2 separate regions of the Homo sapiens genome follow, and region 2 is linked to region 1. A link is a contact called in ENCODE Hi-C data. All regions are on one chromosome and are shown on one strand. The core of a region is the stretch at or near the end of the contact, and the rest is flanking DNA. Distances in the headings are between cores, read along the strand shown. Region 1 holds the start of SNAPC3 (small nuclear RNA activating complex polypeptide 3). Region 2 overlaps CCDC171 (coiled-coil domain containing 171).

Region 1 (5,908 bases), core at 1,349-3,848:
GAACGAGTTGGGCAGATCACATGAGGTCAGGAGTTGAAACCAGCCTGGCCAACATGGTGAAACCCGTCTCTACAAAAAATGCAAAAAAGTTAGGCAGCCGAGGGTGCAGGCACCGGTAATCCCAGCTACTCCGGAGGCTGAGGCAGGAGAATCGCTTGAACCCGGAGGCAGAAGTTGCAGTGAGCAGAGATCACGCCACTGCACTCCAGCCTGGGCAACAGAGTGAGACTGCATCTCAAAAAAATAACGTAACATAACATAACATAGAAGTGGTATGTTTCAGATGGGAGAGAGGCCACATGCATCCTGAGCCATCTGAAAGAGAAAGTGGTTGAAAATAAATCTGGAAAGGCAAATTTGGGATATATGTGGAAGGCTTCAAATGTCTAGCTAAGGAGTTTGAAATTTTTCCATATAGGAGATGTAGGGCCATAGACCATTTTTAAGCAAAATGGCTTGCTCAGGCGACAGCATGATGGATAAATCAGTGGGAGAAATGACTGTACTTATCAAAGACACTTAAGAACCTTGCACAGTGCTCCAGGTGTTGCTGCTGTAAAAGTCAGCAGTAGGGACCAGGGGAACAGATTTAGCAGTTATTATGAAAGAAAACCCAAGTAGAGTTGAAATGACTGCCTGAATATTTGAGGGGGATAATAGCGTAGGATCAAGAACGACAGAACATAGCTGAGGTAGTATGAAATAAGTGGACTATAAATTGGAAATTATAAATTTCACTATTACATGCACAATTTCTCTATATTATCATACAACAGTGCCTCTCAAAGAGTGGTAGGCAGACCAGAATTCATCTATGACCTATTTGTTAACCAATCTGTACAGAAAATGACAGTAAGCATTTAGAAACTTCCATTATCATTGAATAATTTTGTCTATTGAATTTAATTAAAAATTTGAACTTATATTGTGTTTGTCTTTTTTAATTCCATTTTTCTAGTAATTCTTTTTATAGTATTTTATCAAAGCATAAATCTGTCAAAGATTAAAAATTTTTAAAAACAAGAACTGTCCTTTACCACAAATAGTTTGAAAAACACTGTCAGAGTATTTAGGTTGCCCCCCAGATCTAAGTAGATTACCTCTATAAACAAACATTCAAAAATATTAAAAAATAAACACAAGTTTGAATATGGACTGAATATTATAGATTATGTATTTACGGTTTTCTTAGGTATAATAATACCACAATAATTATGTAGGAGAATGATACTTTTAGAAGCTATATGCTTATGTATTTACGGGTAAATTATCATGTCTAACTTACTGAATGGGGGATAGCAAAATGAAAAAACACACAGCAGGCATCCCATACACACGGCTAAAGTAAATATGGTCAAATATTAAGAACAGCTGAATTTAAGGGGTGGGTATACAGACAACAATCAATACTGCACTTTCAACTTTTCAAAACATAATGTTGAAAAAATGTTTAAATAAATAGGTCATAAAAACCAAGTCCTCCATACCCCAAAGTCACCAGGTCAGTATTCTCCGGAATGACTTCTGGATCCTCACCGTCCTCAAGGCATTTCAGTTTATCAAGGCTAAAACAAAAAGGAAAAGCAATACTTTAAGGTCGACTCTGCATCTGGTTCACAGCGAGTTAGGGTTGTTTTCCTAAATACATTACTGAATTACGAAGTCAGATAAAATCCAGCAGGCGGCTCAGAGAGGCCAGAACTTAAGACAACGATTTCTGTGATTATATTTTATAATGAAAAGGCCGATGAAGGCAGCCAGTACTGTTAAATGGAGAAAGAGATTAAAGTTATTTTTATATTTTCATCCCCAAATAAGGCACTTTTAAGAAATATTTCAGTAACAGAATACCCGGAAGGTCCCCAAAAGAAACCAGTTAGTCGGGGTTTTAACACTCCTCTGATGAAGTCTCCCGCAGCTTCACCATTACTCAGGTTCCTCCATTGTCAAAGTGTCTGTCAATGGCAGGTACACGTCGCTGTTGCCCTGATTGCTTTTCTTTATTAACAAGCACTCTTAGAATAAGCAAATGGAAAAACTAGTCTTTGATGCAGCTGTCTTGTCCCTTTGCTCCAACTCGTAGAAACTGTGCATTCGGGTCCCAGGACTTCTCCTGGTGTCCCAGGAAGGCTCCAGCGGGTTGAAAGCTTTAAAGGGTAATACTCCTAGCCCAGGTCTAAACCACAGGCCCTTCTCAGGGATGAGTCCCAGAGGAGCGCACGAGCAAGGCTGCACCCTGTTTGACCCCAAGCTGCAAGAGCCCCTTTGCTCCGCACTCACCCGCACACCGCCCTCAGCTCAGCCGCCGCCTCCAGGCTGCAGTCCAGATCCCTGGCCACCGCGGCATCCTCCCGGTCGGAGTCAGCTGCCTGGCTCCCAGGCAGAGCGGATGCCGGCGGCTCCCTCAGCGACAAGTCCCCGGCCCCGCGCAGACGGCCCCGCCACAGCTCCCCAAAGGCGCCCACATGGAAAGCGCGCGTATTTAGCTCGGGAAGCTCATACTCTGGAAAGTTGCAGCCGCCACTGCCGGAGACTGGGTCCTGCCTGCCACCCACCCCGCTACACGTAGGGCCACCTCGGCTTCCTTCAGCCATGTTCGCCCCACTCCTTCCCCTGCAAAAGCCTGCAGATCAAGGCCTCGCAGAGCGTGATGGAAGTTGTAGTTGCTTGGGGCGCCCGGCCGGCGAGCGGCGAGGCGGCGCGGGCAGGGCATCAGAAACTACATTTCCCGGCAGGCCATGGGCAGGCCCGCCCCAGGGCGCGGCACCGCGAGGCTCTACGTGCAGGGCGCAGCATTGTTCTCCGACCCGGGCGGTGCGGGAACCGTTGCGGCTGTCGGTTAACCGCAGCGGGTGGGGCTGGGTTTCTGGTCCCCGAGTTACGTAGCAACTGTCTCTGCCCGGTAGGGCGGCCTCGCCAGGCGCTTAGGCCCCGTTCCTTGCGGCTTTCGGACTAAGGGGTGCAGGGCTTTTTCTTGACTGGGGTTCAAGGACTGCTCTGCTGCCTGATTGCTTTAGAGCCTAAGAAACAAGGAGGGCGAGGGCCGAGACCAGGGACACGACCAGCCCTCCAGATCTGGTTCTTTCACAAGCTCCGCAGAGGCCCCATGTTGGTGTGCGTGTGCAGTAGTGTTTCAGAGCGTCTGTGTATCACACGCTACATGATTAACCCTAATGTATGTTTTTAATGTTTTTAAAAATTACAACAACCTTTCCGGATAGGGCGTATCACCCCGTGTTGCTGTTGAGGAAGGATTTACCTGCGGGGAAAATAGAAGCAGGATCGGAACTCAGTCTGGCTTCAGATGGAGCTCTCTCCATTTCTCAGAGGCCCTGAAGGATACAGCAGGACATACTATTTATTTATTAGACTGTAATCACATGCCATATAATTCACCCATTTGAAGTGTTCAGTGATTTTTGGTATATTCACAGGCTTGGGCAACCATCACCACTATTTGAGAGCATTTTTACCACTCGAAAGAAGAAACTTGTACTTTTTAGCTATCACCCCTGATCCTCCCAACTCCTCCAGCCCTAGCCAACCAAGAACCTACTTTGTCTCTCTAGATTTAACTAATCTGGACATTTAATATAAACGGAATTATATGGTCTTTTGGTGGCTGGCTTAATGTTTACAAGGTTTGTTACAGGTAGTTAGGCATGAGCAGGGCAGGAGAGGGCTCTTCCCTCACCCACTAGGAATGTGGGGTGATGCTTAGGCATTTATCACATTGCCTCTAAAAGTGATAAATTGGCAGCCGGTGCCAGGGAGAGGCCATTTCCTGATGGCCCACACCTGTTGCACTAAAGTGCTCGTTGAATGCAGGTGACAGGGAGAAGCAACTTCCTGGGCATATGCATTAAGAGACAAAATCGGGGAGTATGACCTTTCAGGGGGACTCTATCGGAAAAGGGAAGAAAGCCTCAGATGGGCACGCATACAACTTCATACATATTGCGCTGTGCTCACTTCCCAAGGGTAAGGAGGGCACTGCGCATGGAGGCAGCCCACCCTAAGGGAAGAATCATGGGAAAGGAGCCAGCCTGTAAAGTCCTAGGATCGAGGTCAATATCACAGTTGACCTCAGTGACAGCTTGGGACTCTTCCGAGCGTGCTTTCCTTTCTTTCCTAAAGGCCTTTTAAATAAGCTTCCACTCCTGCTCTGAAACTTGCCTCAGTCTCTTTTTGTGCCTTATTGCCCCTCGGTCAAATTCTTTCTTCTGAGGAGGCAAGAACTGAAGTTGCTGCAGACCCATACAGATTTGCCCTGGTAACTTGGATACCTGCCACCTGTAACACGTTCATCCATTTTGTAGTATGTGTCAGTACTTCATTCCTTTTTTGGCTGAATAATATTGCATTGTATGTATATGCCACATTTTATTTATCAAAAAGTTTTTACCTTTTGGCGTTGCTATGAACATTCATGTACACATTTTTGTGCAAATACGTTTTCATTTCTCTTGGGCATGTGCCCAGTAGTATACAGTCAGCCCTCCCTATCTGTGGGTTCTGCATCCTCCAATTCAACCAACCACATATCAAAAATTACAGTATTCCCAGGTTGCAGAACCTGAGGATAAGAGGAATTTTCCTATGGGCGGATTCCACAGGGCTGACTGCAAGAAGAGCATCTGTCAATTTTGGAGTCCACAGGGGTCTTCGAAACAGTCCACCCTGCAGATACCAAGGGATTTCTGTATTTATGGAACTCTATTTTCAACTATTTGAGGAACTGCCAGATTTTTTTAAAGTGGCTGTCCCATTTTACTCCCCTCCCCAGCAGGATTCTCCACATCCTTGCCAACACTTATCTGAACTTTTTATTATAACCGTGTCAGTGAGTGTGAAATGGTGTTTCATGACTTTTTATTTGCATCTCCCTAATTATATTGATGGAACACGTTTTCATGTGCTTATTGACCATTTGCATATTTCTTTGGGGAAATGTATATTCAAGTTCTTTACCAATTTTTAAATAAAGTTATTGTGTTTCCATAGGAGCTCTGGTTTTTTTTTTCTTTCTTTTTTTTTTTTTTTTTTTTTGTTTTGAGACAGAGTTTCCCTCTTATTGCCCAGGCTGGAGTGCAATGGTGCGATCTTGGCTCACCGCAACCTCTACCTCCTGGGTTGGAGCGATTCTCCTGTCTCACCCTCCTGAGTAGCTGGGATTACAGGTGCATTCCACCACACCTGACTAATTTTTTTGTATTTTTAGTAGAGATGGGATTTCATCATATTGGTCAGGCTGGTCTAGAACTCCTGACCTCAGGTGATCCGCCCACCTCTGCCTCCCAAAGTGCTGGGATTACAGGCGTGAGCCACTGCGCCCGGCCTTCTGGTTGTTTTGTTGTTGTTTGTTTGTTTGAGATAGTGTCTTGCTTTGTCACCCAGACTGGAGTGCACTGGCACAATCAAGGCTCACCGCAGCGTGTCAGGCCTCTGAGCCCAAGCTTAGCCATTATATCCCCTGTGACCTGCACATATACATCTAGATGGCCTGAAGCAACTGAAGAACCACAAAAGATGACATTCCACCATTGTGATCTGTTCCTGCCCCACCCTAACTGATCAATTGACCGTATGACAATACACCCTCCCCGCCCTTGCGATAACGTACTTTGTAATATTCTCCCTGCCCTTGAGAATGTACGTTGTGAGATCCACCCCCTGCCCACAAAAAAATTGCTCCTAACTCCACCGCTTATCCCAAACGTATAAGAACTAATGATAGGCTGGGTGCCGTGGCTCACGCCTATAATCCCAGCACTTTGGGAGGCCGAGGCAGGAGGATCACAAGATCAGGAGTTCGAGACCAGCCTGGCCAATATGGTGAAACCCCTTCTCTACTAAAAATACAAAAATTAGCTGGGCGTGGTGGCAGGTGCCTGTAGTTCCAGCTACT
Region 2 (6,150 bases), core at 273-2,772, 310 kb before region 1:
CAGTTTCTCAGAAAAAAAAAATCCGAGAAATACAAATTAAGAGAACTACCATTTGTGGGTGGCTGACAATGTAGCACTATTTAGATTTTTCATACATTATCATGTTTAAACATTAATCAAGAATCACTTAAAAATGTGAGTTCTGGCCAGGCACAGTAGTTCACACCTGTAATCCCAGCACTTTGAGAGGCCAAGACAGGCAGATGGCTTGCGAAAATATGGCAAAACCCAATCTCTACGAAAAAATACAAAAACTTAGCCAGGTGTGGCGGTGCATGCCTATAGTCTCAGCTACTCAGGAAGCTGAAGTGGAAGGATTACCTGAGCCCAGGAGGTCAAGGCTGCAGTGAGCCGAGACTGCAGCAGTGCACTCCACCTGGGTGACAGAGTGAGACCCTGTTTCAAAAAGAAAGAAAGAAAGAAAGAAAGAAAGAAAAAGAAATGTGAGCCGGGCACCGTGGCTCACATTTGTAATTCCAACACTTTGGGAGGTCAAAGCAGGTGTACTGCTTGAGCCCAGGAGTTCAGGGCCAGCCTGGACAACAGGGCGAAACCCCGTCTCTACTTAAAAAATACAAAAATCAGCAGAGCATGGTGGCGTGCCCTGTAGTCCCAGTTACTTGGGAGGCTGAGGTGGGGGAATCTCTTAAGCCTGGGAGGTTGAGGCTGCAGTGAGCTATGATCGCACGACTGACCTCTAGTCTAGGCAATGTAGTGAGGTACTAGCTCCAAAAAAAAAAGGAATATGAGTTCCATAAATATGAAACTGAGGTATCACTATACCTATTTTCAGATATTGCTTTATATATAAAAATAGCATATATTTCTAAAAGAAGCAGTATTACAATATAATGCAAAAGGGACTGGAAGATAAGGATGGTAAAAACGTACTAAAACAGTCCATAACATTCACTTTGTAATTTCTAAATGCCAAGCAATGGGCTAGACATTTCACATATGGTTATGTTTCTTCTAATCCTGTCCCTAGAACTTCCTTACTACACAAGTAAGTAGTATCAGTTGTCTGAACCTCAGATTCCTCGCTTGTAAAATAGAAATGATACTTAAATGACCTATCTCATATGCCTGTGGTAGGGCTTACATAAGGAGAGACATACAAAATATGCAAAAGCATTGAAAATTATATCAAGCACCACGCCAATTCAACTGCTAATATTATAATTAACAAAAACAATTTCTAAAGCAATTATTTGAAAAGTAGTCAGAAGTCTCTTCCACAATTTCATTAGAGGTATCCATTCCCATGGACTCACAGTCTATCAGAACATAGTGTACACGTGATTGTAACTAACTCTCTGAATCGCTGCAGGCTGGCGTGTATACCTTAAGGAATTATCACCTCCAACAATATCAATAAGCTCCACTTTATCTCTGAATATTCTTGGAGTTCAATTATGAAGAAAAAAGTTTCAACATCTAATAACACTTTTATGACTCACCTGGATTCCTTGCCAAATACACTCTCAATACCACAGTAAAAGAAGAATAAAATGCAATATAGCATGATGAACCTGAATCTCCCTGAGTTTTGTTCTCCATTCTAAACTCACTTGATTTTACTAAAATGTCAAATAAATCTAAAGTGTTTACAATAAACATTACATCAAGGGTAACCCTTAATTAACTGACAGTAAAAAAAAAACTTTACTTCTAGAAAGGAAGTCCTTGTTCCAATAACTATCTTTTTCAAATAGAAAAGAAACAAGAACATAAATGCTAAGATTACAAAAACAAAGTTAGTAAATGGAATGGTATGTGGCACTGGGCCCAGATACTTTAGTAGGCATAGACACTTGAGATATATTTACATGATGGCTCAACGTATTTAAATTCAAGAATTACCCAACATGTGGCTAGCAAACTTTACCCAGTGCTAAAGACATGCTGTGATAGTAAAACCAGTCTGCCTTCTCTACAAATTTCATTTTTCTAGTAGCATTTACACTAACTGTTTTAAAGCTTCGACATTAAAAAAGTCTTAGAAATATTAGATTCTTACAAACACTACTTTTCTAACATCTACTACATTTTTTCAGATAAAAGCAATCAAATCCAAATATTGTTTTTTACTTTAATTTAGTGTCTTTTACTAATTGCTTCTTTACAATGGCCAAATATTAAACATAAGACTCTAAGAATAGGTCATTTGTTTCCCAGCAGATGGAATATACTTATGGTTATGCTCATCTGACACCAAACATCCTCTATAACTCACAATCCTATATAACAACTGCGGATTTTTTCCCCTCATGTCCTTATCAACATAATTTTTGAAAATGTATTAAGTAATGTAAAATGAAAATTTTTTATTTGCATTGCACTTTTGGTGGTAAAAGATATAGAATTAATCATAACAAAATTTCCTAAAATAAAATTTACAGGTCCTATAATATGTATTATAATAACAGTTTATCAAACATAATACCAAAATAAATTGCTGCAGTGTATTCAATTATATTTGATAAAAAAGCAAATATGTACATAAATAATACAGAATATATGCCTATTTATTTATTTATTTATTTATTTTTAAATGGAGTTTCGCTCTTGTTGGAGTTTCGCCCAGGCTGGAGTGAAATGGCGCAATCTCGGCTTATTGCAACCTCTGCCTCCTGGGTTCAAGTGATTCTCCTGCCTCAGCCTCCCAAGTAGCTGGGATTACAGGCATGCGCCACCACGCCTGGCTAATTTTTTGTACTTTTAGTAGAAACGGGGTTTCTCCATGTTGGTCAGGTTGGTCTCAAACTTCTGACCTCAAGGTGATCCACTTGCCTCGGCCTCCCAAAGTGCTGGGATTACAGGCATGAGCCACCACACTCAGCCTCCAATTTATAATAGTAATGTACTTTTACAGATAATTAAAATGATCATTTCCATTTGTATACAGATGGGTCAAAGACTAAGGTATTACACATTCTTCAGAGAAAAGTCTTCAATGAGAGCTTCTCCTAAAACATTAGCATTTGTGATGACTGATTCTCTTACTTCAAAAAATGAACTGCAGCTGGGTACAGTGGCTCACGCTTGTAATCACAACACTTAGGGAGACCAAGGAAAGAGGATCACTTGAGGCCAGGAGTTGGAGACCAGCCTGGGCAACATAGTGAGACCTCATCTCTACAAAAAAATTTTAAAAATAAAATTAGTTAGGCATGGTAGTGCATGCCTACAGTCCCAGCTACTTGGGAGGCTGAGGTGGGGGACCACTTGAGCACAGGAGGTTAAGGCTGCAGTGAGCCGTGACTGTGCCACCATACTCAAGCCAGGGCAACAGGGCGAAAGTGTCTCAAAAAGAGAAAAAAGTGAATTGCTATGCCTTCTGGTAGATTTTCAAAGAGTTCAGGACATTGATGAAAAAAGAAGTTGGAAGACTCACACTACCTGATTTTAAACTTAGTAAAAGGTTAAATCAGTATAGTATTGAAAGAAAAAAAGAATTAGACACATAAATAAATGGAACAGACAAGAAAGTCTAGAGATAGATTGACACAAACAGTGAACTGATTTTTGATAAAGGTACAAGGGCAATTCAATAAAGGACAGTGATTTCAATAAATGTTACTGGAATGGACATGAATACGCAAAAAAAAAAAAAAAACTGACCTTAATCGATACCTCACACCTTTACAGAAACTAACTCAAAATTGATCATAGACCTAGATGTAAAACCTAAAACTATAAAACATATAGGGAAAAAAATGGTGCCTATAATCTTAGGCAAAGAGTTCTTACATGTAATATCAAAAGTATAACCCATAAAAAAATTGATAAATGGGTCATAAAAATTTGAAACATTTGCTTTGCAAAAGTACTGCTAAGAGAACAGTAGAAAACATTTACAAATCATGTATCTGAAAAATGACCTGAACCTCCGGTATGTAAATAACTCTCAAAATTTGACGATAAGAAAACACACAATCCAATTAAAAACTGAGCAAAATATCTGAACAGATAACTCACCAAAAAAGATATACAGATAGCAAATAAACACATAAATAAATGATTAATTTATTAGGCAGTAGGGAAAATGTAAATCGAAATCACAATGACATGGCATTACACACCTATTATAATGGCTAAAATTCAAAAGAAAAAAATGATGAAGTCATATGTTGGCACAGGTGCAGACCAAATCAAAATCTCTTACATTGCTAGTGAGAGTGCAAAATGATATAGTCACTTGGAAAAACAACTTAATAGTTGCTTAAGTTACACTTACCATATAACCATATAAATATACACTTACCATATAATCTAGAAATCAAACTCCTAGGTATTTACCCAAGAGAAATGAAAATTTATGATCACACAAAAACCTTTCCATGGATGTTTAAAGCATCTCTACTCATAATTGCCAAAACTAAAAGCAATCCAAAGGCCCATCAGCAAGTATTTGGATAAAATTTTACAGCCATACAATGGGACATTATTCAGCAGTAAAAAGGAATTAACTACTGATATATGCAACAATGTGACTGAATCTCAAATATATTTTGCTAAGTGAAAGTAACCAGACCCAAAAGGCTATATACTGTATGAGTCCATTTATATGACATTCTGGAGAGGGCAAAACTATATAGATGGACAAGTCTGTGGTTTCTAAATATGGCCAACTGTTTTTTCACAAAGGTACCAAGGCTATTCAGCTAGGAAAGTGCTGAACAAGTGAAGTGGGAACAATAAATGAAGAGGGAAAAAATGAAACTCTTCCTAACAGCACACACAAAAATTAATTTGAGAGGGATCACAAACTTAGACGTAAAAGCTAAAACTATGAAACTTCTAGAAGAAACAAGACATTATCTTCCCAACCTTGAAGTAAGGAAAAATCATTTCACATATATAAACAAATAGCCAAAAGAGAAAAAGATTTGTAAGTTGGACTTCATCAAAATTTTAAAACTTATGATCATCAAAAGAAACACTGAAAAGGCAAGCAAGAGATTCAGAGAAAATATTGTGATGCATATACATGACAAAGGATATGTATCCAGGATATGTAAAGAACTCTTAGAAATCAATAATAAAAACCAAATATCTCTATTTTTTAAATGAGAAAACAGTAGAAGAGATACTTTACAAATGAAGATATGTGAATAGCCAATAAGTATATGAAAGGTGCTCAGCATCATGAATTACCAAAAAAATGCAACTTTAAATCACAATGAAACTCCATTTTAAAACCACTATAATGACTAAAATTTAAAAGACTGACAATACCAAGTGCTGCAGAGGATGTAGAACAATGGAAACTTACATGTGTTGCTGGTGGGAATAAAAAATGACACAAGCATTTTTTAGAAACTTTTGACAGTTTCTTATGAACACACATATATCCCATGACCTGGCAACTGCACTTTAGTAATTAAGCGAGAGAAATAAAACCATATGTTGACAAAAGACTTGTACAATAATGTTTGTGGCAATTTTACTTACAATATTTAAAAAACAGAAACAACTCAAATATCCATCAACCCACAATCCATCAAATAGTGGTGCTGTGATAAAATGGAACGCTAGTGACCATAAAGAAGAATGAAGTACTGATTCACACAACAACGTAAATGACATTATGCTCGGAACATTAATATTGAGTGAAATTAGTCAATCACCAGACTATTGAATGATTCCACTTACATGAAATTCAAGAACAGGTGAAAACTAATCTACATGACAGGCATCAGAACAATGGTTGCCTATGAGGCGTAAAACTGACTGGAAGAGAGAACATGAGAACACTCTAGGGTAATGAAAATGTTTGAAGTCTTAAATGGGGTAATGATCACATGGGTGTTTATGTTGATCAAAACATCAAATTGTAGTTACCACAGTCTAGGAAGGGTGTGTTGGGGGAGGAAAGGGATGGAGAGAGGTAGGTTAAAGGGTACAATAATACAGTTAGATAGAAGGAATAAGGTCTAGTGTTCAAAAGCACAGTAAGGTGACTTTATTAACAACAATATATTGTGTATTTCACAATAGCAAGAAGAGAAGATTTGAAATGTTCCCAACACAAAGAAATGATAAATGCTCAAGGTGATAGATATCTTACTCTGGCTTGAGCATTACACATTCTATGCATATATCAAAATATCACATGTACCCCATAAATATGTACAAATATTACAT

Evidence for each region. Hi-C counts contacts between places; a loop is a spot of excess contacts on that map.
Region 2: a loop to region 1 is called in a map of PC-9, with 4 times the contacts of the local background. The contact joins the enhancer-like site here to the promoter of SNAPC3 in region 1. A Hi-C loop is called at or near these places in 1 of 168 maps with a recorded cell type or tissue (PC-9).

Annotation. Positions count from the first base shown.
Region 1 is chr9:15,419,566-15,425,473 of GRCh38, reverse strand. SNAPC3 (small nuclear RNA activating complex polypeptide 3) reads right to left here and starts at 2,598. Exons shown (of 9, transcript NM_001039697.2): 1 at 2,281-2,598; 2 at 1,488-1,565. The coding sequence starts at 2,594. RefSeq lists an enhancer at 2,122-2,241 and a silencer at 2,582-2,871.
Region 2 is chr9:15,730,948-15,737,097 of GRCh38, reverse strand. All of the region lies in intron 16 of CCDC171 (coiled-coil domain containing 171), which reads right to left. Among named protein-coding and RNA genes, the nearest start is that of CCDC171, 180 kb to the right of the region's middle. Within about 2 kb of position 1,522, at least 3 of the 41 ENCODE cell types and tissues checked have a DNase peak (open chromatin) inside an H3K27ac peak, as active enhancers do; they include PC-9, where a contact is called at or near this core.